7 separate regions of the Mus musculus genome follow, and all the other regions are linked to region 1. The links are chromatin loops, found by intact Hi-C in ENCODE. Cell type or tissue: heart. All regions are shown on one strand.

Region 1 (4,000 bases):
TTGATTATTTTCTTTATCACTTGCCTGGAAGGACACTATTTAACATTTATATTTTGAATCTGACCGTATGGCCCACTGTTTCTGTATGCCTCGCATGGAGAGACGTTAGTTAGAAAGAACCTCTCAATTGATCAGAGAGAAAATGACACGCCCCTAAAAGGCAGCCTGGGGCAGTGAAGTGAGTACGAAGAAGGTTGGTCTGAGTAGCTTGCAAACCAAAACCCTTTGTGGTCCCAAATAAGGATTGCTGTACTCCTGTGTTCCTCTCCCCAAGCAGCAGGTCTGGTCCATGGGAGGTTATTCCTGGTGTGTAGCTAGCCTCTGGCTGTCAGACACAAATATGTCTGAAATTAAGATCAAGGTCTGTGAGCCTTTGAGGGGAAAAATTGAACTCAACTCTGAAAATCCCCCTGGCCATCTGCAAAGGCCACCCTGCAATGAGTGCTGTTTTAACCAGGGTTTATCTTTACAGGTGTTAGGTAGAAGCCTAGACAGCCAGTCAGCCGCTGTGAGTCATCTGGCTGTGGTGAGATTAGAAATTCCTGGAACATGATAAAGAATCCGGAGTGGAGGCAGGAAAGATGAAGGGAAATGCCTTCTGCAGCTCCCGGTTCCCACCGGTTCCCACCATGTGACCTTATGGTCCATAACTTTTGGGTCGATTTGGGCAGTTACCTGCTTGCTTTCTCACCCCCACCCCTTTCCTCCTCCTATTCATTTTTAAATATTTAGTTATTTTATGTATACGTGCCTGAGTGTATGCATATGTTCAAGAGCCCATGGAGGACAGATGAGGTCCTTTGTTCTCCTGGAAGTAGAGTTACAGGTAGTGGTGATCTGCCATGTGGGTGCTGGAAACAGGACCCGGATCCTCTGCAGAGCAGTAAGCACGCAACAACTGAGCCATCTCTAGCACCTCTTCCTTTTCTTTCCCCTTTTATTGACTTTTCAAAGTCAAGAAATCCTATTTCCACTGAATATGTAAATATTCATATTTTAACCAGGAAAGCGCACTATGTGTGTAAAGGTGGTAGATTTAGATACCGTTGAGAAGAAATAGAGGAGGGAAAGATGGGGGGCGAGGGAGGGGAGAACTGGAAAAGACAAGCAGAGGAGCGTCCGGATGGATGAGAATCGGGATGGAGTTGGCGACTCTGACTGCGGACTCAGTAATATTACTGTCTTCTCGTGAAAAAACGAATGAACAGGCTTAGCCGAACAATGGCTTCTTATTTGCAAACGCCGTAAAGAAAACAAAAGCATAATAAAAAATAAATTAAAAACAAAAAACAAAAGCAGTTAGAACCCAATGCATATTCTCTGCGCATTTGAAGTTGCTGCGAGGCAGGGCGGCTTCAAATTGGCCTCTCTTGTTCCCGTTCAGCGTAGGAGGGTCTCCACCCCACCATCCGGCCTTTCCGTACTAAAAGCTGAGATCCGAAGTTTCGGATGCTGTTGCCGGGAACTTCTTTTCACTCAGAGAGCCGTGCTGAGTGCACGGGGTTTTGATCTGTCCCTCGGGGGGAACTCCTGAGTCCCGTGTCCCTGCGAGTTCGCCTCTGAAAGTGCCGAAGTGAGGATTAGTTTGGTGTTGAGGACACCTAGTGGCGGTTTGTTGGTTGTGTTCTTCAAACGGAAAGAAAATCGGCGAAGTTAGCAACCCCGGAGGCAACTTGTCTCTTTTTCCACAACACCTTCACAAAGCAACTAAAGTTTCCCAGAAGCTTCAAGATAAAACGGCGTGGTGGTAGAGTCAGCTAAATTCTCACTTCTGCCTTTTACTGCCGTTAGACCGAATTCTCTCGGCTTAATTCCTTGTAAGGAACACACTGTGCCACACAAGGAAAGCTCTAAGGGCTGCAGAGTGGCCACAACTGGGTCAACTAAACTGATAAGCTGAGAGTCATTTTGAGAGAGACTCAGACATAAGAACTCTATGGTAATAGAAAGAGTCTTTTTTCCCCCCTGCTTTATAATGATTGACTACGCTGTACATTGCTCTTATTGTTTTCTGGGACTACAAGGTGTTAGTAATAAATGTCTCTAAAATAAATGTATAAACAATAGTTGTCCATTGCTGAAAATTCAGCTAATGGAGAATACAAGTTATCATTTTTGAGAGGTTTTCATATTTTCCACCTTCCAGTAAAAATCGATTTTCAAAAATAGGCTGAGCCCAAGATTTAACCATAGGCTGTAGTTTTCTTTTCTTTTTCTTTTTTTTTTTTAACATTTTTTAAAAGATTTATTTATTTATTTATTATATGTAAGTACACTGTAGCTGTCCTCAGACACTCCAGTCAGATCTCGTTAAAGATGGTTGTGAGCCACCATGTGGTTGCTGGGATTTGAACTTCTGACCTTTGGAAGAGCAGTCAGGTGCTCTTACCCACTGAGCCATCTCACCAGCCCAGGTTATAGTTTTCTAACCCCTGGTTTGAGTTGGTAACTCTTTATGCCGGCTCTTTCAAATAAGAGAAAATTTAGTGTGATGCAATTCGTGTAAAAATAAATAAAATTTAAGGTTAATTCATTTCGTTTAAAATTCACTTTATGTAATCTAGAATGTAATTTTCTTAAACAATACTTTTATTTATTTTTTTAAATCAATTTATTCTTTCATATCCCAACCACAGTATTTTCCCTCTCTTCTCTCTTCCCAGTCTCTCCTCCCTCCCCAACCACTACTACTCAGTTTCCCTTCAGAAAATGGACGGGCTCTCTGGGATAGCAATTAACCGTGGCATATCAAGTTTCAGTAAGGCTAGGTACCTACCTCTCCTCCTATTAAGGGTGGACAAGGTGAACCAGTCGAAGGACAAGGGTCTCAAAGGCAGGCAAGAGCTTCAGAAACAGCCCCAACTTCCTCTGTTAGGAGTTCTACAAGAACACTAAGTTACATAACTATCATATATGCAGAGGTTAGACCCACGCAGGCTCCCTGACTGCCGCTTCAGTCTCAGTGAGCCCTTAGGAGTTCATTTGTTGATTCTGTGGGTTTTCTGGTGGTGTCCTTGACCTTTCTGGCTCCTACAATCTTTCCTCTTCTTCTTTTTCCTTTGGATTCACTGAGTCCCTTGTAATGCTTTGCTGTGGATCTCTGCATCTTTAAACCATATTTTTTTCCCTTGACAAGCTTATGTATGTACAGAATGTATCTTTTAAATAAGTTAGTTCTTTGACAATTACATAATCTATACAGTGCATTATGGTTACTCCAGCTCCCTTTTACAACCCCTCTCCCCCATCATCTCTTTTATTCCTCTCTATTTTCCCTGTTTCACAGATTTCTGACATTTGGTTTTGTTCTGTGACCCATTTGGCTCGTCAGGGCCATCTGTGTGACCATTAGATGGGACTATCATTGAAGCCATGTTGGGTCTTTGGTGATAGCACAGATGGGGCTCACCCATGAGGTAAGTTATCTTTAAAGCGTCTTTGCATGTGTATTCCTTGTGTATAGATGGGTGTATATTTGTCACCGTATATTGGCTTTGGCTTGGCTTGGGCTGCCCCGTCATACCACGTCCATGCCTATTCCCAATCAATCAGTCCTTCAGGCTTGGGTTCCAGAGCTATTGCTATCCAGTCCAGTTGGTGCTTTTGAACCTGAGTGCAAGACGTCCAGGGAATCTTTGACCTCTGCATTCCCTTTGAGCTTGAACCTTTTAGGGTAATGTCTTATTTGTCTTCACACTCGAGGACAGTGAAATGCTCCCTCCTCAGCCAAGTCCCCAGAGCAGTGACCTTTGCCACATCTGTCAATAGAGGTGACTCTAATTAGCTGGGGAGCCGACAGGAACACTGGAGACAACCTGGACAACGTCCAGCAGACACTAAACTGTGCAAAGCCCATGTTCAGTGGCTTCCCCCTGGAGTATAACCGTCCCTGTGCTTGCCTTCTGGACAGAAGTGTTCACTACCTCAAACAGAACTCTGTGAGTAGCACCCTGATCCATCCCCACTGAGTTGCATAGCTAAGATTCTCTTTTGCATTTCA
Region 2 (4,000 bases), 240 kb before region 1:
AAGAGTGGACCTTGATAAACCTTCAGGAACTTCTGGCTTCTAAGAGGAAGATCTAATCACTTTGCGGTTCTGTGCTCTCTCAACTCCTCAAAAGTCCATCATCCCTCCCTCCCTCCCTTCTCCTCCCATGTGTTCCGTGTGTGTGTGTGTGTGTGTGTGTGTGTGTGTGTGTGTGTGTGTGTGTGTGTGTGGTAGAGGGGCTGGAGTGTCATCAGCTCATCCAACACGGTTTTGTTGGCCACAGATGGTTTTATAACTTCAGACATCTCTTATTCAGTGCTGATGGAGGCAGAGAAGAGAGGGAAGGCAGTGGACGTAGGCACTCAGAATTATGTGTGATTTCTAAGATGAATTTCTCTCTCTCTCATATATATATACACATATAAAATAATGAAGATAATATAATTGCACTAGTATTGCTGAATCATTCTCCGAAGAAAGTAAAACTAACTTAGGTTTCAGCAAAACTGTAAAGGAACTACAGAAAAGAGAAAGTAACAATACTGTGTGTTGAAGACCTCCATCTTGCTCATAAAATTGGTTTTAAAAATTGCTCACATCTGAAGAAAGCAATCACAAGTGGGGAGGGAGGGAGGGACCTGGGAGGGAAAGTAGAAGGGTTGGGGAGGGAGTTGGGGAGAATAAAAAAATAATAAAGGTAGAAGGGGAAACCCTGTGATAGGAAAAAAAATGCTCACATCTTTTATGGTATGGAAAAGTTGAAATAGCAAAAATAAAATGAATACTAAATCCTTTAAGAAAGTACCTTGGGTTTTTTTGTTTTGTTATTTTCTTTCTACTCTTCTTTTGTTAGGGGGGAGGTGTTTCTATACAGGGTTTTCTCTATGTCATCCCTGCTGACCTAGAACTGAAAAGATTAGTTTGCCTCTGTCTCTTGATTCTGGGATTAAAAAACAAACAAACAAACACCCCCAAAAAAACCAGCCTGGCTTATTTTTCCTCTTCTCTTCTCTTCTCTTCTCTTCTCTTCTCTTCTCTTCTCTTCTCTTCTCTTCTCTTCTCTTCTCTTCTCTTCTCTCTTCTAGGCTTATCTCCCCTCCCCTCCCCTCCCCTCTCTCCTCCTCCTCCTCCTCCTCCTCTTCCTCCTCTCCTCTCCTCTCCTCTCCTCTCCTCCCCCCCCCCCAGCATTTCTGCCTGAACATCAAATGGGTTATGGCTCTGAAACCAAACCAACTTCCTCCTTCCCCGTTAAAACTATCTACCCAACTTTCTTAACTTTTCTGTATTCAATGAATACGGTCCTCTCTTACATATTTTAGGACTCCAAAGGCAAACTTCTCAGCAACTGGTAACACTGCAAATGTTAAACTGCAAACTATAGACACGTTATTTTAAAAGGTTCACATTTATCTCGCACAACCACCCAACCTGTCTAGAATCAAAGAGGTTTCCACGCTTGACTTGCAAATGATCTCAAGGTCCCAAACTCGTTTGTTTATTTTTATTCTGTGATTTAAAGTGTGTAAAATATAGTCTATGTTGCAGTTTCAGAAGGCACCTTCCAGCCTTTTTAGTCAAGTTGAAACCGATGTTCTTTTTCTTCAGCTTATTATGCACAGGCTCTGGAATGCACATTTGTTTCACGGGAATTTTCTTTGTTAGAGTTAGAAAGGATAGTTACAGACATTTCTAGGGCCAGGACTCCTTTTAGGCTGAAACTTAGTAATCTGGTAAAAGCAAGACCAGAATTAATCAGCTGACAGTAGATGGGAGAAACAAGACTTCTCAAAAATAAGACACTGAAAACTCGATGCCAAAATGGTTTCACTATAACAAGTTAGTTTAATGGGTGGCTCCGGTGGGCAGCAGCAACAACAAAAACAAACAAACAAACAAAAATATCTGGGGTATGCATTTCAAATGGTAATTGAAATGTTATCTCTTCCTGAACAAAAGTTACCCGACTGCAGATGGGACACTCCTTGCCTACCTGAATCGGGGTACGACCGAAAGAGTTCGGGGCGTTGGGCGAAACCCCGGCTTCCAGCAGTGCCCGCACGTCATGCACACGGCCCTGGGCCGCCGCCCTGGCCAGTCTGTCTGCAGCGGACTCCATGCTGCTCCAGATGGCTCTCCTCGAGTTCGCTTTCCTCGCGGAGATTCAGTGCCCGCCCAATCGCCCAGTCGTGTGACCAGTGGGTCCCTCCTTCCTTCCTCTGAGGATGGTGTGGGGGGGGGGGGGAGCCACACTCTGCTCCTGACCTGGCTCCACAGCCCGCCATAGGTGGCGCTATTTGCCCTGAATATAGCATGAATTGAACACCCCTGAAAACACTGCTGTTCCCCCCACCTCCGGATGGGGGAGGGGAAAGGGATGGAGCCCGGACTACAGAAGAGATGCAGGGTTCAGGAGGAGAGCTGGGCGTTGAAACAGCGCTAAAGGATCGGACAGCCCCCGCCTGCTACCCACGCTAACACCCCTCCCCCATGCCTGGTCACCCTTTGACACGCTGGGCTCCTTCTGGACCCGCACAGCAAAGAAGTGCACACGTGTCTTCTGAGAAAGTGAACTAGTCCTTCTCGAAATCTCTCCTTCCTCCCCAGTGCAACACCCAGGTATTAGAAAAACGAAGGAGGGTAATTTTCATCACTACACTGAAACTTAAGGTATTTAACATCTTAGCAGAAAATTGTGTCATCTTTTATTCAGAAGAAAGAGCTACAACTTCGCCAAGCTGAGATCCCAACAACCCTAGCTCAAACAACTCATTTTGGAGGGTACCACGCCCAGTATGAAATCCGAATCTTTGCGAAGGATTTGCAGAAACATTTCTGATGTTGCTGTATCAGTGCTAGGATTCTGTACACAACTATAAAAAAGTGACGGGGTGAAGTCATCGGAGGGCAATCTGCTTATAAAGTATTTCTATTTTATGGGGCTGTTGTTTGTTTAAATGAGTTGGTGTGCTGCGCATAAACGTTGCACCGGTTTAAATTGTTCGTTAAAAACGTCTTTGCAATCTTGTGAGGCAGGAAGAAGAACACGCTTTGGGCAGAGTTACCAGTACTGGACAGAAGGGAGGATTTAAAAAGACAGTCCTCACCAGAAAGGCAATGGCCCTTTCTTCCACTCCTGGAACTCAGCATAAACTCAGAACTCTGTCTCCCTTCTGCCTCCTGGGTGCCAGGATTAAAGGCCTGGCATTATTTTCTGCAGATTTTGAATAATTTTCTCTCCCCATATTCTTTATATGGCCACAGCTATTTTTGACTTTGTATGTGTGTGGTGAGAATGTCAGTCATATCCTGTGGACACAAAACTACAGACAGACAGAGAACTGACCCCTCATTTACCAACTCCACGAATTCAAATGTGTGGGGGGGGGGGAGGGAGAGGGAGGGAGAGAGGAGGGGGAGAGGGAGGGAGGGGGAGGGAGAGAGAGACAGAGAGAGAGAGAGAGAGAGAGAGAGAGAGAGAGAGGAGACACACACACACACACACACACACACACACACACACAGAGACAGAGACAGACAGAGACAGAGAGAAAGAAAGGAGAGTCTCACCTTATATTATACCCCAGGTTGGCCCTGCTTCTGTCTCTTTAACTGCTGGGATTAGAAGCTGCTACCAAGCAAGCTGAGTTTAGTTTAAATAAACTATGTAAATTTTCTGAGGCTTTGTTCTCTCTCCTCAGGTTTAAGTAAATTATGTAAACTTCTTGAGGTCTGTAAGGAAAATAAAATTCACCTAGAAAAGGCCATTTTGGAGAGTAATGAATATTCTGTGAAAATCCAGGTATATAGCGGGTTTTCAATAAATAAAAATTATTTTGGAACACATACATGTTCTCTCATGTTAGTGATAGAGAATATTAAAAGTCAATTTTCTCTTTGCCCTAACTCATAACTGTGTATTCCTGCAGAAGTTATAAGAATCAATAAGTAATCTCCCTTCTACTAGTTGCGATTAATTTTCTTTTTGAGGATTCAACCCTCTAAAAGCATCACTGTGGTCGCAAAAGTTCCTGTGTTCTAA
Region 3 (4,000 bases), 650 kb before region 1:
AGAGAGATAGGCAATTTCTGCCCAGTGGCCACCTAGCCACAAATGTACAGCCTCACCTGGAGGTTAGATGTTCAGCTGCTTCTTTGAATCCATGAATGGGAAGCTGTTACAAGCAGATTTGTCTCAACCACAAGTGAATAAATAACATTCAATGTCACATTCTGTGATTTTTGACGTTTTTGAAAGCCAACTATCTATGTAAAGTAATCTGTTGGACTGTTGTCCATTAACTGCTCTCAGCTGTTTCTAATTAAATATCTGAAAACACTCTAACAATAAACTTAGAGACATGAATTTGTTATTTGGCCCTTAACTCACCGGCTTATTCATCTCAGACCAGTTTATAAAAACAGTTATAGAAGGACTGGATCTAAGCCCTGTACTTTCAAAATTTTTTGTATCAATAGGAGAAATTTATAGTAATGAAAACCTTGATTTTGTATCAAAACAAATTTTGTACCAAAGTAAGAAAATATGTCTTAAACTTAGTAACAATTAAAAAGCTTTCTACCACAAATATGTCTTTTAAGAAAGAAAGGAAGGAAGCAAGCAGACAGACTGAGCAAGCCAGGGAAAGCAAGCAAGCAAGCAACACTCCTTCATGGTCTCTGCTTCAGTTCCTGCCTCCCGATTCCTGCCCTTGCTTCCCTTGATAATGGTGTGCCTTGTAAGATGAAATAAATCTTTTTCTTCTTAAGTTGTTTTTGGTAAGTGTTTAAAAACCAAACTAGAACACTTGCTAAAAAGATAGAGCGAATGAGTCACTAGTAATTATGACCTACCATTTAAGCCCCCTTGCCCATATCACCAAAGCAGTCAACTGGTTCTTGGTTGATATTAAAGAATAAGTCTCTGCTTTAATGGCAACAGATTGGAGGGCCCAGACCAGTAAAGAGTTGGGCAGGCTTTAATTGATTCATGTTAGTAACAGGGACTGTGTGCATTAATAAAACAAAACCAGGTGTCGGAGGAGCTTCATCTACGCTCCATCCAGTCCCTCTGACACTGACTCTCACCTAAACTGGCTCCTCTGGTTATACCCACAGCAAATAGAAACCTGCAGCATAGCTGCAGTCCAGTGGTCACCATTAATAACACACATGTTTATATCCATGCCCAGGCTAGGAGGAGGGAGAAGTGGCCGGGTTAGGAATTCAGCCTGCAGAGGGAAAATGCTGAAGAATGGGTAAGTGCAGAGCTAATGCCACTAGACTGTTCAGTGGCCAACAGAGCCTTGATAGAAATGTATATGACAGAGTGAAAATCTTGGTAAGTTAAGTCAAGAAACCATTCCTTACCTTTTTCACAAGCCCTTGTATGTGCATATGGAGGACACTGGACAAGGTGAAAGGCATTTGGTTGCAGAAATATATATATATATATCTGCTTCTGGACCCTTTCCTGGAGTCCTCTGAGTTGCAGATGCTGGAGCTGTGACCTGGATATAGATGTATCTGTTGGAGCTGCTTCTCCTAGGATCTGTTGCTGTCTACATTGTGTCCAGTTGTGGTTTTCTGTGATGGTCTCCATTTGTTACCAAGAGAGGCTTCTTGATGAAAGGCAGTAGCTACATTTATATGGGGAAAGCAGCATGCAGACCGTTTTGAATGACATAATGGGCCTAGCAATGTAAATAGGAGATTGTATACTGTTCAATTTTTTCCCTGCTCTTATTAATTGACCAAGATATATAAATCAAGATTCTAATTCTGCTTTTTTGGTTTGTTTTGCTCATTTTGTTTTATGAGAAAAAATTCCCTGACATTCTAGTTCAACCCAGGAGTGGTTATTCATGGTTTTAATCCGAGTGCTTTGGAGACAAAGGCAGGTAGATGTCTGTGAGTTCAAAACCAGCATGATCAGCAAATCAAGTTCCGGGCCAGACAAGGCTGCATAGTGAGATCCTGGAGAAGGAGGGAGGGAGAGAGAGGGGGAGGAAGAGAGGGAAGGATGGAGAGAGAAAAAGTGGAAGGGAGGAAAGGGGAGGGAGGGAGGGAAAGAGAGAGAAAGAGAGAGAGAGATTGATTCACGTTGGTCATTCAGTCTTTGGACTGGAACCCATCTCAGCGTGAATTTCAATCTTCACCAGTAGAGGGCAGAATAACATCAGTCACTATAATGTATTTGCTCAAGCAATTCTAGATATTCATGTGTTCTTCTGGATAATTATGATAACCCCAGATTACATTCATCTTCAATAAGCACAGTTGGGCTCTCAGGCATTTAAATACCCTCAACTGTATAGAACAGAGGACAAACCTGCTATTAAAATGTAAGTTTAAAAAGTCTTTTTTCAAAAACAATAATCTCCGTCTACCTAGTAGTGGTATAAGATTAATAGCACCGTTTTCAAGCGTACCTTGTTAGCTTTGGGTGAAGTATTCACTTGTTCGAGATTACTATCCATATTTTGTTATTTAAATCAACAGGCAGTTTGTTGTTTAGTGAAAGACCAGTCTAATGTGGATCGTCAGTTAATCTACAGCGTCTGTGGAAAGACCCATGCTTACTGAATCGTGGTGACACGATTCACCAATAAGGTGAAATATGAGCCTTCTGCTCTCTGCTTTACTTTTCCGTTGTTAAACTTGTTCTTCAACTTTCCTTCCTATCACCCACCTATGTTACTATCAGTCTTCCTACTGCGCTCATGTTAAAAAATTAAATTGGCTACTGTAGATCCTTTGTATAATGACTGTTTCCGAGTTTATACTTTTATTGATAATTGGGACATCTGAAGCCACCGTTCTCTCCTGTTTTTAATCTGCCAGAAGCTTGTTTTCCCTTGGGACTGTTGGTCACTGAGTTGTTATCGGCCAGGACGTCTTATTTTGTATTGCTTCGTCTCTGCAGACAACATCCTCAGAACCAGAACCAGAAGCAAGCCAAGTAGAATCCTCAAGAGAGTCTATTGTTATACCAAGAAAGTGATTTCATAGTCAGAGTTTAACCTAGTCTAGAAGGCTCTCTAGCCCCACTCCATCATCTCCTGCCCAGTTTCTTGTGTTACTTAGCACTTCAACTTCTGTCCATCCACACAGTTAAGGACTGGACCCCAAAGACACTGTCAACCAGGGAGAGCAATACTGCAGCCATACTTTTTAAAAAGTAGACTTTTGTCTCATACCATACATTCCACCTAGTTCCCCGCCCCCCCCCCCCCCACTCTTCCCCAAGGCCTCCAAGAGACAACAGCCAAACAGGACAAAACAAGATGCAATAAGACAAGGCAAAAGCCCTCATATTGATTGATGCCAGGCAAGACAACCAAATTGGGGGGGGGGTCCTAAGAGCAGGCGAAAGAGTCAGAGATACACCTCTCTCCACTGTTAGAGTCCCACACAAACCACTAAGCAAAGAGCTATAATATAGATGTAAAGGGTCTGGCATAGACCCATGTAGGCTCTGTGCTTGCTGCTTTAGTTTCTGTGAGCACATGTGAGTCCCGCTTAGTTGATTCAGTGGGCCATGTTCTCCTAATGTCCCCCATTCCCTCTGACTCCCACAGCCTTTCCCACAGCTATTGCTCCCCCTTCCCCTTCCACCCAGTCTTCCTCCTTGTTCTTGATCTTCTTTGTTTCAGTTTGAGTGGTAAGCTTTCTTCCAAACCTCATTGGGGATGTGGGGCATCCTTGGTCTAGACAACCAGAGCAGTTCTCATCTTTCCTGAATGACTGCAGAGCAGTTAGTAAAGCAATCATGGAGACAATCTTGCTACAAGGCTCAAGTGTTTCTATTTCCTTCCCCACTTTTAAAAATATTTATTTATTGTTAGATGTGTGTGTCTGCTTTGCCTGCCTGTATGTATGTACCTCATGTGTTCTTGATCCCTGGACTAGAGTTAGAGAGGGTTGTTAGCTGTCATGTGAGGACTGGGAACTGGACTCAGGTCCTCTGCATGATCAGCAAGGGCTTTAATGACTGAGTTCCTCCCGCCTTGTCCACACTGGTTATGTGTTGTCATACAGCATCTCTCCAGCTCCCACCTCAGGTTTCCATT
Region 4 (4,000 bases), 380 kb before region 1:
GAAACTAGGATGTTAGATAGGTTGTGGGTGGGCAAGAGAACCAGGGGTGTGGCCTAAGATTTGACTCTGGATCAGCCCCAATCCAGAAGTTCTAATCAGTCCATCAGCCCTGTAGAATCTTTAAGCTGGGGGTGGCCTCTTCTCTGGGAGCTTCAATGTGCAGGCTCCTTGTGCTCTTCCTTCTGGGTGTATCTGTGTCCGTTAGGTTCAACCCTGACTCCAAATCCACTCAAGTAGTGAGCATCACAACATCTGTATATAGGTTTGGACTGGGGCACAGTCTGGCCCATAGGCGTTCCCTGTGGAGAAAGCTTATGTTAGGGTTTTACTGCTGTGAGCAGACACCAAGACCAAAGCAACTCTTTTTTTTTTAAAGATTTATTTATTATTTATTATATCTTAAGTACACTGTAGCTGACTTCAGACACACCAGGAGAGGGCATCAGATCTCATTACAGGTGGTTGTGAGCCACCATGTGGTTGCTGGGATTTGAACTCAGGACCTTCGGAAGAGCAGTCAGTGCTCTTAACCACTGAGCCATCTCTCCAGCCCCCCAAAGCAACTCTTATAAGGACAACATTTAATTGGGGCTGGCTTACAAGTTCAAAGGTTCAGTCCACTATCATCAAGGCAGGAACATGGTAGCACCCAGCCAGGCATGGCGCAGGAGGAGCTAAGAGTTCTACATCCTCATTTGAAGGCTGCCAGCAGAATACTCACTTCCAGGCAGCTAGGACTAGGGTATTAAATAAAGCACACGCCCACAGTGACACACCTACTGTAACACGGCCACACCTCTCAATACTGCTGCTCCCAGGGCCAAGCATAATACAGACCATCACATTTACTTTGGGGATGTGCTGTCTAGTTCGTATTGCAGGTTTTGTACAGACCTCTCGGGCGCAAGCATTTGGTCTCTTGATCCCCGTAAGTCAGGACCATAAATGGGGTCCTATAAAACCATACACATAGTCCCTCCATATTTGTTGGTGGTAACTGGAGCTGAAGGACTGAAATCCCAGAGAGGGATTGGGCTAGATCCCACCCTAGCTGTCTTTCCTCACCTTGAACTTGACATGCTCAAAAGCCACCCATTTCGTTACATGGGTTCATCTCAGCTGTTCTATCTTTGGTGTTTGTGAGTACCTCTGGGAGGCAGGGCATACAGGGCTCAAAAGGATGGTTCCTGAGACCAGGCAAGGTAGGTGAAGTCCTGGTTTTGAGGCACCAGGGGAAGTACATAGGGTATGTATCTGGTTTTAGGGAATGTAGCTGTAAGGTCCAAAGTCGCAGGCATTCTTTTTGAGGTGACTGGTGGGAAATCTAACAGTTAAACATGTCCCTCTTTCAGAAACCTTGTTTTGTGTAGTGAAGACTTTCTGGATGTACAGAGTTGATCCATCTGTTCTGTCTCAGCCCTTTAACCCATTTTTAGGCATTCTAGAGTCACCTGGATTTGGGATCTGATAAGGTATTGCTGCCTCCTGAGAGTGGTTGATGGGTTTCTCAGTGGTGTCCTTGATCACGGTTCTCAACCTGTGGGTCACCACCCCTTTGGGGATTGCATAGTAGATAGTTACATTAAGATTTATTACAGTAGCAAAACTACGGTTATGAAGTAACATCATTTTATGGTTGGGGGTCACAAGTCAGGGGCTGTATTAAAGGGTCACAGCATTTGGACAGTTGAGAACCACTGCCGTAGATGCTCGCCCAGCTACCCAGAGCCTCTCTACAGTGTGTTCCGTCACCTTGAGCAAAAGCTTGCCCCGACCAAGGGTTAGTCTCTGTATCATGGGCAGTGACCCTTTCTAGTAGACTTTGAGCTCCTGGAAGTCCCCAGAGGATGTTAGGAGTTGGCACACGGTGCTCAAGCTGGAAAACGGCGTTGCTGCTCTTTTTGTAAAGCAGGAATAATGCCATAGGACCTGTGTAAGAAGAGAGCATCTGTGAAAATCAGATACGGTTCAGCGCTAACCTGGGGTGAAGTGCTTGGGAGCTTCATCCAGCTGTACTTTGCTTGTGCTGCCAGCAGGTGGTGCTGTGGGCCACATGTTGACACTGCAGGCCTCCATCAAGGTTCTGTTTGTTCCCTGGTGTGGCAGTACAGTATTCAGTTGCCAGTCTGGTTTCCTGTAGCAGGTGTAGGTTTAGGTGTGGGTACAGGTTTCCATTAACAGTGAGAGCCAGCTGGATGACCGGGTGGGCTTTGTAGACTGCTGTGGTCTTCTTGGTCAGTCTGCTTTCCTGCCAAGTACTACCCACTCCTCGCTAAGGGCTGAGGTCCCTAGTGCAGGCCCGTCGTGTCGCTGGGAGGGTTTGGACTGAAGCAGAGCTGGCAGATGAGGGAGGACGAGTTTCAGGAGCTAGCCTGTTCCGATTGCTGCTTCCATTCCTACTGTGCTAGCTTGCTGCATTCTGAGAGTACTTCCAAAACAAAATGAGATCTGTTTCGTATTCAAGCCTGAAAGGTCAGTGTTGTCAGTGTTGACTCAGAATCTGAGATGGGGTAGCCTAGGGGACTTCTTGAAATGATTAAGCAAAGCGGTCATAAGTAAAAAGTTTGAAGGTTTTTTTTGTTTGTTTGCTTTTTGTTTGATTTTGGCTTTTGTTTCATATTTTGTAGCTCAAGCTGGCCACAGGCTCCCTATATATCAAAAGACAGTCTGGAACTTCTGATCCTCCTGCCTCTAAGCCTAGTAGCTAAATTCCCAATGAGTCAACTGATAGTTGTTTCTTCTGTTGCTTTCTTTTGCCCAGTGTGAGGACATGGGCTGGACAGTCTGTTAGCCCAGAGATGTGAAAGATACAACGGAGAAGCCACGCCAGCAGAAGTGCTGGGCTTTTGTAAAATAGAATGATTTTATAGATTGGTTGACCTTAAGCATATTAAACAAATAACTGTTGTTGATTTGAAATCACCAATATGTTGACTGGTCAGTCTTTCCCCTTTAGTTGATATAAAATACATCTGCTGTAATTTCAATAATGTACCACAAGGTGGCATCAGTGTCAACTGTTTTAGCCACCAGGAAATGTAAATCTGCCATCCTACAGCAAAATCTCATAAATTCTTTAGTTTGGAACTTTACCCTGTTGAGCCAGAAACTTCTATTTTCCTTTGTAAGAATATTATTCAGTGACAATTCGTTTACACCCTTTCATTGTAAAAAGTGCTGGGGTCTTTTTCTATGAGCTTTCTCCCAAAGTCCCATGTTGTAGCCTGCTGTTGACCTGTTTAAGTCCTGTGTTCTTTAGGGAGTCAACATAAAGTTTCATAATGATAATGTTACTTAGTTTTTTAATGTTAAGACTTTAATGTTTATCTTTGTAATTGTTCTGGTTTGTTTCTTAGGCTTTGTTAGATCAACTCAATTTTTTTTTAAAGATTCATTTATTTTTATTTTATGTGCATTGGTGTTTTGTCTGCATGTGTCTGGCAACCATATATGCACATTGCCTTCAGCAGCCAAAAGAAGGTGTCGGACCTCCTAGAGCTGGGGTACAGATGGTTGTGAGACACTGTGGTTGCTGGAAATGCTCATAACTGTTGAGCCATCCCTCCAACTCCAGATCAACTCACAGGATCAGGTTTCTTTCTCCACTTTTTATAAGAACATGGATTTCCAGGAAGTCTTAGGAAACTGAAAAAAAAAATGCTTAAACATAAAAAATTAAAACTACTAGCGGGGAGGGGGGTGGGGGGGTGGCGCACACCTTTGCAGCCAGCCTGGTCTACAAAGTGAGTTCCAGGACAGCCAGGGCTATACAGAGAAACCCTGTCTCAAAAACAAAACAAAAACAAAATTAAAATTACTTTGAATAAATATTTGAATTATACAATGTATGAAATACTGTCTGCTGTATATGTATACATATGAACAGCCTTTGACTTAGTATATATATATATATATATATATATATATTAGTATGGGCTTGTCATGTCACTCATCTTTAACCTGCATTCCCTTCCAGGTGGTTATAGTGGCATGCAAAGAA
Region 5 (4,000 bases), 230 kb before region 1:
AACTAGAGCTTCCCCCAGGCACCAAATTACTTGTATAAAATAATTATATAGGGAGAAATATCAACTAGAGTAATAAAAGAAAATTTTAAAATAGAGCTGAGCATTATCAACTCAAACGCACATATCACAAAGCTAGATGTTTTCTGCGTCGATGTGTTTTTCTGCACAACTACGCTGTGCAGAAAAAAAATCACCATTAAGGAGGACGCCTAGGGTCCAGTGAATGCTTTTAAATGAACTAAAATCAAAGCTAGAAATCAAGTCACAAAATCCTTTATAAACGCTCTACTAACTTTTGGAAAAATTCAAATTCAAATCCCTTTAGTCCCAGCACTGGGGACACCGGCAGAGGTGGATCTTTGAGTTTGAGGGCAGCCTGGCCTACAGAGTGAGTTCCAGGACAGCCAGGGCAATATAGAGAAACTCTTTTCTTGAAAAAGCAACCAACCAAACAAAAACCAAACAAACAAGTTTGAGAGTTTTCCTTTTCTGCTCTTTCATTTTCTTTATGGTCCAGGCCACTACACCAGCTTCTCTAGCCCTCCTGCGGAGTGTTGATAGTTTTACATTTCCACCTAAAAGTTAATTGATTGTGATAAAAAAACAAAACAAAACAAAACTTTTCCAGGGGGTGGGGAGTTCACTTTTAGAATCCCCATATTCTCTAAGATATTTTGCACGCTGTGTGTACATACTTTTTTTTCCCTTTCAGTTTTCCAGATCATGAGATGTACAAAACGTACCACAGATTCTATTTTTCACGCACTAGGCCTCATTTAAAACCTATGTTAATTGTGGTTTGTTATTCTTAAAATATTACTACTTCTGACTCCTCCGGGACCGCAGGTGTAAGTTGTAATCCTGCACCGAGAAAGCACTGAACAAAAAAGTTTCAGTGAATTTAGGCCAGCCGGTAAGAAGGGTTCACCTCTATGGCCAGTCAAGTCTATATGGGCCCGAGAAATCCTAGAGAATCCTAGTGCTTGCTATCGGGTAGCAGCTATTGATTATATTTAAAACCATGATATGTTGTCTTCCTATTTTAGGAAGTCAATTCTTGTTCCTGCTGTCTGTCTCTGTTTCTGTGTCTCTCCCTGTCTCTCTCTCCCTTTGCTACCCCTGAGAGCAGGATTGAGGGCCTGGTGGATGGGAGCGAAATAAGTAATCCCTTAGAAAACAAAACCCTTAGCAGGTATTCCCCCCCCCCCCCACTCCACCCCAGGGCCAAATAAAGTGCTCTGGAAAACAAACCACCTTACCTAAGGTCGTGTGTGTGTGTGTGTGTGTGTGTGTGTGTGTGTGTTTGCAGTTTCCTAACATAACGAGGAAATGTTGGGGCCACTCATTTCTAAGATAGCAAACAGGTTTAGAAAAACTCTTAGGCTTTTTTTTTTTTCTTTTTTTCCCCCCTTTTTTTCTCCTTTTTTGCAGGGTTGAGGAGGACCGTGAAGCCGACCCCTTCAGCCTCACCGTGTGCAAAGTACTCCATCTCCCGGGAACTAAGCCGAAGGGGGAAAGCGACCCCTCCCCTCCCCCACCTGAAGTCCCCACCGGGGCCCGTCCTGCTTCTACCTCGTGGGGCGGATGCACAGAAGCACGCGGAGCCACGGCACCTGTGCGTGCAGCTTCGGAGGGCCTTTCCTACCTGGTCCAGGATTCCGGTGCGGCCCTCTTCTCAAGATCCTCTCTAGCCTCAACAACATGTTCACGAAAGCCAGAGCGCAGCTCGCTGTCCTGGGTCTCCGGGATCGCACGAACTTCACCAAGAAAACCCTCTCTTGGAGTGGGCGGCCCGCGCGCTGAATCCTCACAGTGACCAAGAACCTGCGACCCATGCTCCCGCTGCTGTACTCCCTCAGCGGCGGCCTCACTGTGACAAGCGAGGTGAGAAGCGCCGCCCCCAGCCCCTTCGGCGTTGAGGCACCTCGAGACCCACGCGCCGCCCCCGGCCCATCTTTGCTCCACGCCCATCTCCGCCCTCAGGCGCGCCCCCGAGTCCCAAGGCGCGCGGTCCCCAGTCGCGCGGGAAAGCTTCCCAGAGGCGCCCAGGGGGAGGCGCGCGCGGGCCCTGCCGCATCCGGGGTCCCGCTGCCTCCCGCGCAGGGCACGCTCCGGATCCCGCTCGCTTCGCTCGCCACCCATCGCGGTGACAGCCAGCGCCGCGGGACGCGTGCGCACCGCCCGCCCCCTAGCAGTAGCTGCGCCCTTTCGCAGCCGGCCGGCAACGTCTCCTGCGCCGATCGGCTTTCGCTCCGGTTAACTTTCGGGTCCCGAAACTTTCGTCTATGCCTGACGCCCCTCGGCGAGGTTTCCCTTGCTCCGAGTCCATCTATAAAAAGAAGAAAATAGGAAGATCGGCGAGGCCAGCCATGGGCCGGCCCGCCAATCAGGACGCGCGCGGGCGTTTTGAACCCTTAGCGGTACGCTGCGCTCCTCCGGTTGGGAACAGCGCGCAGAGAAGAGCCGCTGCGTGTACCCGGGACCAGGGCCTGCACGCCGCGGCGGACCGGTAAGTGTGTCCCGGCCAGGCCCCCGCGCGGTCGGGCAGACACGAGGCCGCAGCCCGAGGACGTTGTTTATTTTCGGTTTTAAGCGCGAGCATCCCCGGCTCTTCCTCTTTCCCCGCCCCGCGTCGCCTCCTTCTCCGGTCCCCTCCCCCCTCCCGGCTGCCCCCTTCTCCGCTGCCTCCTCGCCTCCTTCTCCGCCTCCACCCCGGCCCCCGCGAAACAGGAAAAGTGGGGGAAGGAGAAAAAGGAGCGGTTGACCCGAGGGCCGAGTTGATCGGAGCGCCGGCCGGGGACAGAAGGAGCGCGCTTGGTCAGTCCTAGCTCCGCGCGGGTCCGGAGCTCGGAGATTGAGAAAGCGGGAAGTCAAGCCCAGGATCCCCGTAGCAGGCCTGCCCTGGGGTCCAGTGCTCACGGGACAGAGGGCCATCCGTCTGGACTAGTTCTGAGTTCACCGGCGGGAGCCTAGCTGATCTGGGTGGCCCAGATGTGCAAGATGACGTGGGACCCAGGCTAGCTTTTGGAACCTGGATTAGCGGCCCTGAGACTTGGTGGCCTTTCATTACGAGCGCGGGCCTAGTGGTCTGGCTGCAGTAAAGTAGCAATCCACAGCAGGGTGACAGCTGGCAGGGTCTTATAGAGCGGATTCCAAATGCCAGTACTAGACATAGGAAGATGGCAAGGCCTGGAAATAACCAAACTAACCCAGCAAAGGCCTTGCTGCAACTGAGAGCCGCAGGGCAGGTCCAGCTGCTGCTTTTCCATCTTTCCCTCTAGTATGTGACTTTGCAGTGGAACCTTTCAAATCTAGGATCGAAGAATGGATCCGTTAAATAAAATGAGTTTTGAGGGCTCCCTGAGTATCAGTGTAGGGTTAAAACAAACCAGTGCATACCTTGGGTTAGCTCCACAGAGAATTTGAATTTCCCAAATACCGTGGGTGGCCCTGGGGCTTCGGGCTACCCTACCTGGAATTTTCTCCCTCTTCAAAAAGCTGCTGCTCCTCCAGGTATCTGGGCAGAAGGCATTTTCCCACTTCCTAGGGCTGCCATTTGAGTAAGAGAGCTACTAGAGCTCTTCTTTGAGGAATGTAAATATGAAGCTTTGGACTTTTAAGTTCCATTCCCTGTTGCCTGATGTCTATTCTCTGTCTTTTGGATGAGAAGTAACCGCAGTTTCATCTTTGTGTAAATACAATCATGAAGGTTGTTGGACTTCTAAGTGACTTTTTGGCTATGTGCTCTTCAAAAATAATTAATAATGAACTGATAATGAATGTGTGTTTTTACTTAAGCTGAAAGCACCCATTTTATCTTCAGAGTTGTCCTTTGAATACGAGACTTTTGTCCTTATTTTACAGGTGACAAGTCAGGTGGAGAAGCTCAAGTCTTGAACTCTGCTTGGTTTCCCAGGTACAGGCTAGACCCCACCCACGATGATCACTGAATCACCAGGTGCTGAGGCCTCTTTCTGTTGTCAAGAGCCAGAGACAACTG
Region 6 (4,000 bases), 660 kb before region 1:
TTTCATTTTCATGACATTTGGACTTCTATTTGTTTCTCTTTCCCCACAAAATGACAGAGTTTTTCTTTCTATGAACATTGAAAGGAGAAATAAAATTTTCTATCTTGAAAAAAAAATTTTTTTTAAAGGCCCAGCCCTTTGTGGCTCCTTCCATGCCTTCACTCCTTCCGTGCCTTTAGCCTTCATTAAGCTCAATGTGACCCAGGAAGTGATATAAGAACAGCACAGCACTCCAAGTCAAAGCACCTCTAAGTAAAAATAGCTCATAGAATTTATTATGTTATTGTTATTTAAATTTAAAATAAAAAGCATGAATAAAGCAAGTTTCATTCTTGAACATGTATGTTCTCCTGGTGTCCTTTATTGCTACAATGAATCACAGAGAGACAAACAAACCAAAGAGAGTCATCAGGAACTGGGGGCAACTAGATTCTCTTGATAAAAACTTAAATTTTAAAAAAGGGATGTTTTGAACCTTCTTAGAACTTTTGTTTCCGGTAGTTTATTTTACTTACCTAATCTTAGTCAAACATAAACTATCGAGAGTCGTGCAATTTTCTTCAACCAAATTAATTCCAAGCTTACAAAGGATAAGCACTGGTTATACAAGGACAAGATATTTTAAAATCCTTTTTGTATACGTAAAGCCTACTGTACCTGACCCTATGCCAATACACTTTGGTGACATAGACTTGCAAGGAGAAACACTGTCACCTATGCGCCTAGCTCACAAAATAATGAAACTTGTTCAATCATTACCTAAGAGAGTTCAACAATAAAAGTTGTGTGTGGCAAAATAAAAATTGGCGATTGAATGTAAAATATTGCAACAAGTGCTTCATTTACCTACTCAGACAGAGCAAATGTTTGCTCTCGCCATCAGAAGGCTGTTGACATCTTTGATAGCTAGGGTCCCGCCAAAGGAGAAGAGAAAGTAATACCATGAGAGCCAGGCTCTTTCAGGAAAACACTATAGGGTTAGGGGCAAAGACTTAGAGTTTTTATCATTTTTGTAACAAAGACACAAGTCCCCTTCTGTAAAGCTGAGAGAACTGTCAGGTGTGATAAGCACCTTGGGAGTAGACCTGCTGGGGACCCGATGTTCTTGTTGGACTGGAGTCTCCCTAAGCACCTAAAGAGAATGTGGGTGGTTTTCAGGATGACTGGGACCTAGGAGTGGGGATGGAGATAGCATAGTTGACCTCAGTTTAAAAATGTGGGCAGAGGGCGAAGTATTAATCCCAGCCTTGTGGCTCCTTTAAAGTACAGCCACGTGCCCCGAGTAGATGTGTTTAAGGACAGAAGACACCAGAGATCATTTACCAGGAGCCAGCAGGCTCTGCTGTAAGTTACACAACAGTGAGCAAAAATCTCATTCCAAGAAAGTTTCTTGATGCAGGTAGTGTATTAAATCCCTAAATTTGGAATGCTGAGGAGGGAGGGGAGGATTTCTGAAAGTTCTAGGTCAGCTGGAGATGTTGAGGAAGATGTTGATTTTTAAAAAAGATACCACCCAACAACAATATAAGTCCCCAACTAAACACAGAAACCTGTTATGGTGAGAATTCTAGGTAAAAGGGGAGGTGAGAATGAGGACCCAAAGCTTCTCATAGGCCAAGAAGAGTGATGTTTGCATGTGGGATAGAAGTGATTCAGTGTGTAAGTGTGCTTGTGAACACACACACACCTGGCCACAAGCTTAGAGTATTTCTCATTGAGGGGTAAGTATCCATTTGAATTGGCATATCTGAAATTTACTGGAAATATTAACTTTAATAATGTAATCAGTAGCCTGAATGGATGTCACTGTCTTAGTCATATGAAAAATTCACAAATGAGAACAAAGTTCAAGCTTAGATAAATGTTCAGAAAATGCAAACTGTGTGTTCCCTGTTTAAGAATTTTACACACACACACACACACACACACACACACACACACACACACACACACACACACACACACACACACACACACACACGCAGGGTATCTTCACAGAACGTAGAATCCCGTTCACTCCACTGCCATCCTCTTCTCACAGCGTCATTTCCCCATAGTCCTCCTGCTCCATCTGCTGGCCGCTCTGGTGATGTGCAGCTTGGTCCTGCTGGATTTCTGGGCTGTGACTTGCCTCAAAACTCTTGTTTAGCAGGAAAACATTTGTGCTCCTGGGCCAAATAAAAATTTCCCCTTCCTAGTGTCTGAAGGAGAGAAGGGACTTCAGATTCCCCCAAGGCACAGTGATCGCCGGATTCAGAAGTCCCATGGTGGAAGAGTGAACCAACTCCTGAATACTGTCTTCTGCTTGTCATATGTATGACATGATGCATGTGTTCACACACTTACATGAATAAATATACAAACACTAAGAACGAAGGGATGGGGCTCTTGGAGCAGAAAGTGCATTAATGTCCCCTGAATGTTATTTTGGTATCTTTCCTGTATATTCTCTCTAGTGAGTCCTCTACAAACTGAGCTGTCTCAGAATACCAAAGTGTTTGTCTGCTGAGTGTCACAGGGCGCTCTGCTTGTTGAAGCTGGAACCGCGTGAAAGCCTGGGTTAAACTCTGGAAAGAGGAAAACACACCATTCCTCTGGCAGAGTGATCCCTGTGCAGTCAGTGATGTGCACGCCCCCGCATAGGGGCTCTCCCACGGTGCGGACCAATATGCACCCACAGGCACTGGCGCCGCACGGGTGCCTTTCCTCTCCACCAGCTTTCTCGCCCAAAGAATCCGCTTATTCCCCTGCCGCAGTGTTTTCCTGTCTCCATGTGCCGCCCATCCGCACAGGTGTTTCGCTTTCCTTGTGACTCTGAGTTTCTTTGAAAAGTGAAAAACCACGGGAAAAAAGCGAAAGTTTCGGGCAACTGCTGAGAGTGGTATGTGCTTGTTTGTGAGATGTGCTTTTGGGGCGGAAGGAATGACCCGCTACAGTGACGTCATAGAGGCAGGAAACCGCGCGTAGCTGATATCCACGCCCCCTGCCCCCCCCCCCCCCCCCCCCGTTATCCTCATCCCAGAAGGCAGCACAGAGGACTATCTGGTTGGCTGGCTCCAAAAGGCACAGGAGGTCCTTTCTTAACAAAAACTGACCCAGTGCCAGAATATTCTTTGTCTGTCATTCTTTGAGATTATTTTATAAAACATCAAGTCTCCATATGCACCATACGTGCGTGCAATTTGGGCAATGAGCAGCTGTAGGGAGAAAGGAAAGAATGGGTTTTTGGACCTCCTACCTGCTGTGAAGTCACAGCACCTGACACCACCCTTAACTACACTGTGGAAGGGAGCCCAAGGAACTAAGAGCAAGGCTGCAGAGGAAAGTATCATGTTTGACTGATAAACGAATTCTTCTTAAATATCATATCCCATTGTTTTTTTGGTTTGTTTGTTTGTTTGTTTGTTTGTTTTTCCGAGATAGGGTTTCTCTGTCCTGGAACTCACTTTGTAGACCAGGCTGGCCTAGCACTCAGAAATCCGCCTGCCTCTGCCTCCCCCACGCCCGGCTAGCCCATTGATTTTTTAATTGGATATTTTCTTTATTTACATTTCAAATGTTTTCCTCTTTCCAGGTCTCCCCTTCGGAAACCCCCATCCCATCCACCCTCCCCCTGCCTCTATGAGGGTGCTCTCCCACCCACCCACTCACTCCTGCCTTCCCGCCCTGGCATTCCCCTTCACTGGGTCATCGAACCCCACCTCAGGCCCAAGGGCCACTTCTCTCTCTGATTGATGTCCAATAAGGCCATCTTCTGCCACATATGCGGCGGCCGGAGCCATGGATCCCTCTATGGGTACTCTTTGGTTGGTGATCTAGTCCCCATGAGCTCCAGAGGGTCTGGCATGTTAACGCCTCCATGGGACTGCAAACCCCCTCAGCTCCTTCAGTGCCTTCTCCAACTCCTCCATCAGGGACCCTGCGCTCAGTCCAATGAGTATCCACCACTGCCTCTGTATTTGTCAGGGTCTGGCAGAGAGTCTTTCCAGAGACAGCTATA
Region 7 (4,000 bases), 56 kb before region 1:
GATTTTAGTAATCCAGTTTCAGCAGCCCCAGAAACCTCACGCCTCTTACACTCTTCTAGCTTTTTCTCTAGAACACCATGGCCTGTGAAAACCAGCTTTGCTTCTCTGCCCAATATTTCCCAACCCCCTTTATAAAAATAATTAAAATATTTTAATAATTAAAATATTTCAAAACATAATGGACTTCAGTCCTTCAAGTGTCTAGACTCATTGAACGACAATTTTCTTTCATATTTGCTGTAGTTCTTCTTTTCATGCTCAGAAGTAAACACTGCCAATGACATCTTCCATCTCCTGGCCTTTTTCATTTGCATCCCCATCCCTAATTCTTTTATATGTATATATGCATTCGGATATATGCATCCATATATATGCATCCGTATATATGCATCTGTATATATGCATCTTTTATATGTATATATGCATCCGGAGCAACAGGATAACTCACCTCATTACCTGCTCCTAGGATGCTTTGTACAGATCTCACGGAACTGATCACATTGTACTTTGATTGTAGTCTCTATGTATGAGGAAAAATATGACTCTAAGCCTCTGTCTGGTACTTAGGTACGCTGTTCCCTTGGTCAAAGTGAAGTGACTCAATGGGGGAAGGCACTTTCTGCCAAGCCTAAAGATCCAAGTTCAATCCCTGGAACCTACCTGGTAGGGGAGATCCAATCCTTTACAGTATCCTCTGAGCTTCATATACATACTATGGCGTGTGTAACACTCCTCCCACCCTTTAACTTAGTAAATGTAATAGAAATGTTAAAGCTATTGCTCATCTTAAGAGCCTTAATACTGGATGAGCTAGAATTCTCTCTCTCTCTCTCTCTCTCTCTCTCTCTCTCTCTCTCTCTCTAGAAGTTGAAACTATGAATTTTTCTTTTTTTTTTCTTTTTTTTGTTTGTTTCTGTTTTTCAAGACAGGGTTTCTCTGTGTAGCCCTGGCTGACCTGGAACTCACTTTGTAGACCAGGCTAGCCTCGAACTCAGAAATCCGCCTGCCTCTGCCTCCCAAGTGCTGGGATTAAAGGCATGCACCACCACGCCCAGCTATGAATTTTACTTATTTAACAGGGTGGAATTTTCATTTTCCTACAGATCTTCCTCTCTTCCTCATCCTGGTATATTGCTGATAATCTGTTTCCCTGCACTCTTGATCTTGGGCTTGCTTAGACCAGTGGAAAGCAGCAGAAGCAACTTCATGCTAGGTCCCAGCTGACACCTTACTCTCCCCTGTCTCTGATCTCCTTCCTGTGGCCCACTGATAGTGCCCAGTAGCTGCAGAACCCAGAACGAAGCCCGTCTAAAGTCTGAATGCTGCTAAGCCTTACAGAATCACCATAGGCCTGCAGATTGTAGGGGAAAAATGAATGCTCACTCACATCAGTTATTGAGATTTGGGGTGATTGCTGTACATCTTTGCAGCAGGAGAAATTTTACTAGTTCTCTAGAGTCAGAACTAAAGCATATACAATCAGGCTGGTCATCCTGTTTCAACTAAATTTTTTGTTTTTAGTAAATATTCCATAGAGTCATTCTCTCTGTCTCTCTGTCTGTCTGTCTCTGTCTCTCTCTGTCTGTCTCTGTCTCACACACACACACACACACACACACACACACACACACACACACACATATACAGATACACAGACACAGAGACAGTCACACAGACACACACAGACACACATAGACACACACACAGATACACAGACACACAGATACATAGACACACAGTCACACATACAGACACACACACAGACACACACACAAACACACACACAAACACACACACACAAACACACACACACACACACACACACACACACAGAGGACTCTCCCTCAATAAGAGCATATGTCTATTACAGACAAAGTAAGTTAAGTTGTTGGGTACTGGCATCCTCTTAGAAGAGCACATCCTTCTGAGGGAGATAGTGTGAGCTGAAGAGGAGGTGGCCGACTTTATTGTGCATGACGAAGGCTCGCTTGTGGACAGCAAAACAGAAGATACTTTAAGAAGAGCAGTCTCTCTCCTTGCAAGAGTCTCAGATAACACTTTCATTTTCCCAGACCTGCTCAGAATTAGCCCAACTGTTGCCACTGTCTTTCATTTGCATCTTGTGTGTTCAAAGCTACTTGAGTTGTTTTTTAAGTTCCCAGAGAAAGACCAAAAAAGGCTTCATTTTCCCATTTCCTAAGGGGGTAATTACATACCCGGCAGAACAACAAACTTGGGCCCTAGGCCGTCAGTGAAATCTGGTTTCTGTCAGGTGAGAGCTCTTTTGTATATGGAAAGTTAAGAGAGGAATATGGCTTTAGCAATACCGTAGGGAGCTGTGGTCAGCATGGATCTGATAAAAGCCTTTGTTTTCCATGTTTTGATTGGCCCTGTGAGATGTCCCAACGGCTCACAGGGCCATCTGTATTCCTATTAGTGGGACCTAAAATTGCTGACACAGGCTTGCAGCTCGGCCCAGCGGCCTGCCAGGGTAAACTTGTGTAATGTGCTGCACATCCCGCCTAACAACAGTGGTTCTTTTGTCACTTGAACAGAGGCGATTAAGAACATGAGTCATTAAAAAGAGCTTTAGGAAAGCAGGCCATTTTCCAGCACTGTGGCTTTGGGGGAGTTCATAACGTCCCAGACTCCGGACAAACTGAAGGATTTCTCTGATCACCAACAATCTGAATTGATTTGAGAGAAGAAAAAGGAGACTATTCCAAAGTGTCATTTCTAAAGCTTAAAACATGCCTGTTTTTTAAAATGAGAATTGGAATAGAGGTAACAAATGTTTTCCCGAATTTTTATCAATATGGCAAAAGGATTATTTTCCAACCTTAGTAAGTCTGGGAATGTCTGGTTTCCTAACAACGGCACAGGCATTTTTTTTCCATTTCTTCTCTTTACTCCACCCCTTCCTGTTCTCTTTCTCTTTAAATTATTTGTGTTACTGTTGTTATTGACAGAGCTCTTCACATGTTCATGCTGACCCTGAACTCCTGGAGTCAGCCCCCCCCCCACGTAGCTGTGACTATTTCCCCATTTTTAATACATCCAAAAGTGAAAGCATAGGAAAATGGGGACTACAAAGTATTTACTTGACCTAAATAAAAAGATACTGTTACTTAATGCTCTTCTCTGTAGCATTTTTTACAGTACTTTTTGTATAGTTAAGATCTGTGCAATTTCATCTTATTCATTTTCCTACGCTTCTGCTACTCTATTCAGAGACTGACCATATGGCCCATTGGCTGAACTTGGCCTCTTGCTTGTGTGTTGGGACACAGCTTTACTTAAGTATTCACACATTCAGCCGAATGAGCAGTTTCAACAGAGCCTATGTGGCCTCACAACATTAAAATATTTATTCTCTGGCCTTTAACACAAATAGTTTGTAACTCTCTATGATAGGATGTTAGAGTCCCATGCCAAAAACACTTTAAAGACTCTCATAAACATATGTTAGGTGTTTATATATCTGCCACTCACTAGCATTGCCTTCTGAAACTAGTCAGATACTTTATTTAGTAGAGCCAGATGTATATGCGTGTATATAAAATAATCACACACCTAAGAATCATCTACATAAGCCACATGTATTGATTTTCTAAGTTTATAGCATTCATCTTTTATTAATGTCTATTCTAAAAATTTTTTGACAATTTCATAGAAATGTATATATATACAGAGATATATTTATATACACACATACACCAAACATAATGAATTTCAGTCAAGTTTAGTCCTCATTACCTCTCTCATACCACTTTCTTCCACTAAAAATTCTCCTTTTACCACCAAGTCTCCTCTCACTTTCAGGGTGTGTGTGTGTGTGTGTGTGTGTGTGTGTGTGTGTGTGTGTGTGTCTCACTGAGTTCAGTTCTGGTTACTGGCATAAATATGTGAAGTTATTTATTAGAGCACAGGCAAGTTACTAGTGGGAAGAAAGTGACACCCCTTCCCTTAGCAACCGTAACTATCAGTAGTTGCACAGGGA

Evidence for each region. A loop is a pair of places that touch in the nucleus more often than their neighbours do. Peaks named below come from ENCODE experiments on the same cell type or tissue, not always from the same donor. Only the 100,000 strongest peaks of a DNase experiment are listed, where the experiment ranks them.
Region 2: it touches region 1 in a loop (3-fold over the local background); 17 of 42 quality-filtered maps call a loop at or near these places.
Region 3: a loop joins it to region 1, with 2.9 times the contacts of the local background. A loop is called at or near these places in 20 of 42 quality-filtered maps.
Region 4: it touches region 1 in a loop (8-fold over the local background); 37 of 42 quality-filtered maps call a loop at or near these places.
Region 5: it touches region 1 in a loop (3-fold over the local background); 18 of 42 quality-filtered maps call a loop at or near these places.
Region 6: it touches region 1 in a loop (2.9-fold over the local background); 19 of 42 quality-filtered maps call a loop at or near these places.
Region 7: a loop joins it to region 1, with 2.3 times the contacts of the local background. A loop is called at or near these places in 2 of 42 quality-filtered maps.

The regions. Positions count from the first base shown.
Region 1 is chr4:89,523,288-89,527,287 of GRCm38, forward strand. No RefSeq gene overlaps it. Among named protein-coding and RNA genes, the nearest start is that of Dmrta1, 160 kb to the right of the region's middle. In heart, a CTCF peak has its summit at 1,608; a DNase peak (open chromatin) is centred at 1,464; H3K4me3 peaks cover 1,773 bases; H3K27ac peaks cover 454 bases; H3K27me3 peaks cover 609 bases.
Region 2 is chr4:89,280,035-89,284,034 of GRCm38, forward strand. Cdkn2a (cyclin dependent kinase inhibitor 2A) reads right to left here and starts at 2,158. Exons shown (of 3, transcript NM_001040654.1): 1 at 1,952-2,158. The coding sequence starts at 2,077. In heart, a CTCF peak has its summit at 2,254; a DNase peak (open chromatin) is centred at 2,187; H3K4me3 peaks cover 627 bases; H3K27me3 peaks cover 3,202 bases.
Region 3 is chr4:88,870,805-88,874,804 of GRCm38, forward strand. Gm34457 (a long non-coding RNA gene) reads left to right here and starts at 1,123. Exons shown (of 3, transcript XR_390701.3): 1 at 1,123-1,186; 2 at 2,430-2,540. In heart, a CTCF peak has its summit at 2,089 (motif pointing right); no DNase peak of the experiment used is centred here; H3K27me3 peaks cover 569 bases.
Region 4 is chr4:89,143,528-89,147,527 of GRCm38, forward strand. The region is part of intron 1 of Mtap (methylthioadenosine phosphorylase); the gene reads left to right. Among named protein-coding and RNA genes, the nearest start is that of Mtap, 8.2 kb to the left of the region's middle. In heart, CTCF peaks have their summits at 2,027 (motif pointing right) and 2,995 (motif pointing right); a DNase peak (open chromatin) is centred at 2,044.
Region 5 is chr4:89,292,689-89,296,688 of GRCm38, forward strand. It overlaps Gm12610 (predicted gene 12610), which reads left to right and starts at 2,492. Exons shown (of 10, transcript NR_132431.1): 1 at 2,492-2,509; 2 at 3,865-4,000. It also overlaps a transcript of Cdkn2a not described here. In heart, a CTCF peak has its summit at 2,226; DNase peaks (open chromatin) are centred at 1,613 and 2,373; H3K4me3 peaks cover 1,821 bases; H3K27me3 peaks cover 3,448 bases.
Region 6 is chr4:88,865,477-88,869,476 of GRCm38, forward strand. No RefSeq gene overlaps it. Among named protein-coding and RNA genes, the nearest start is that of Gm34457, 4.4 kb to the right of the region's middle. In heart, a CTCF peak has its summit at 2,094 (motif pointing left); DNase peaks (open chromatin) are centred at 2,085, 2,825 and 2,915; H3K4me3 peaks cover 1,418 bases; H3K27ac peaks cover 583 bases; H3K27me3 peaks cover 559 bases.
Region 7 is chr4:89,467,624-89,471,623 of GRCm38, forward strand. The region is part of intron 7 of Gm12610 (predicted gene 12610); the gene reads left to right. Among named protein-coding and RNA genes, the nearest start is that of Cdkn2b, 160 kb to the left of the region's middle. In heart, no CTCF peak of the experiment used is centred here; a DNase peak (open chromatin) is centred at 2,468; H3K27ac peaks cover 870 bases.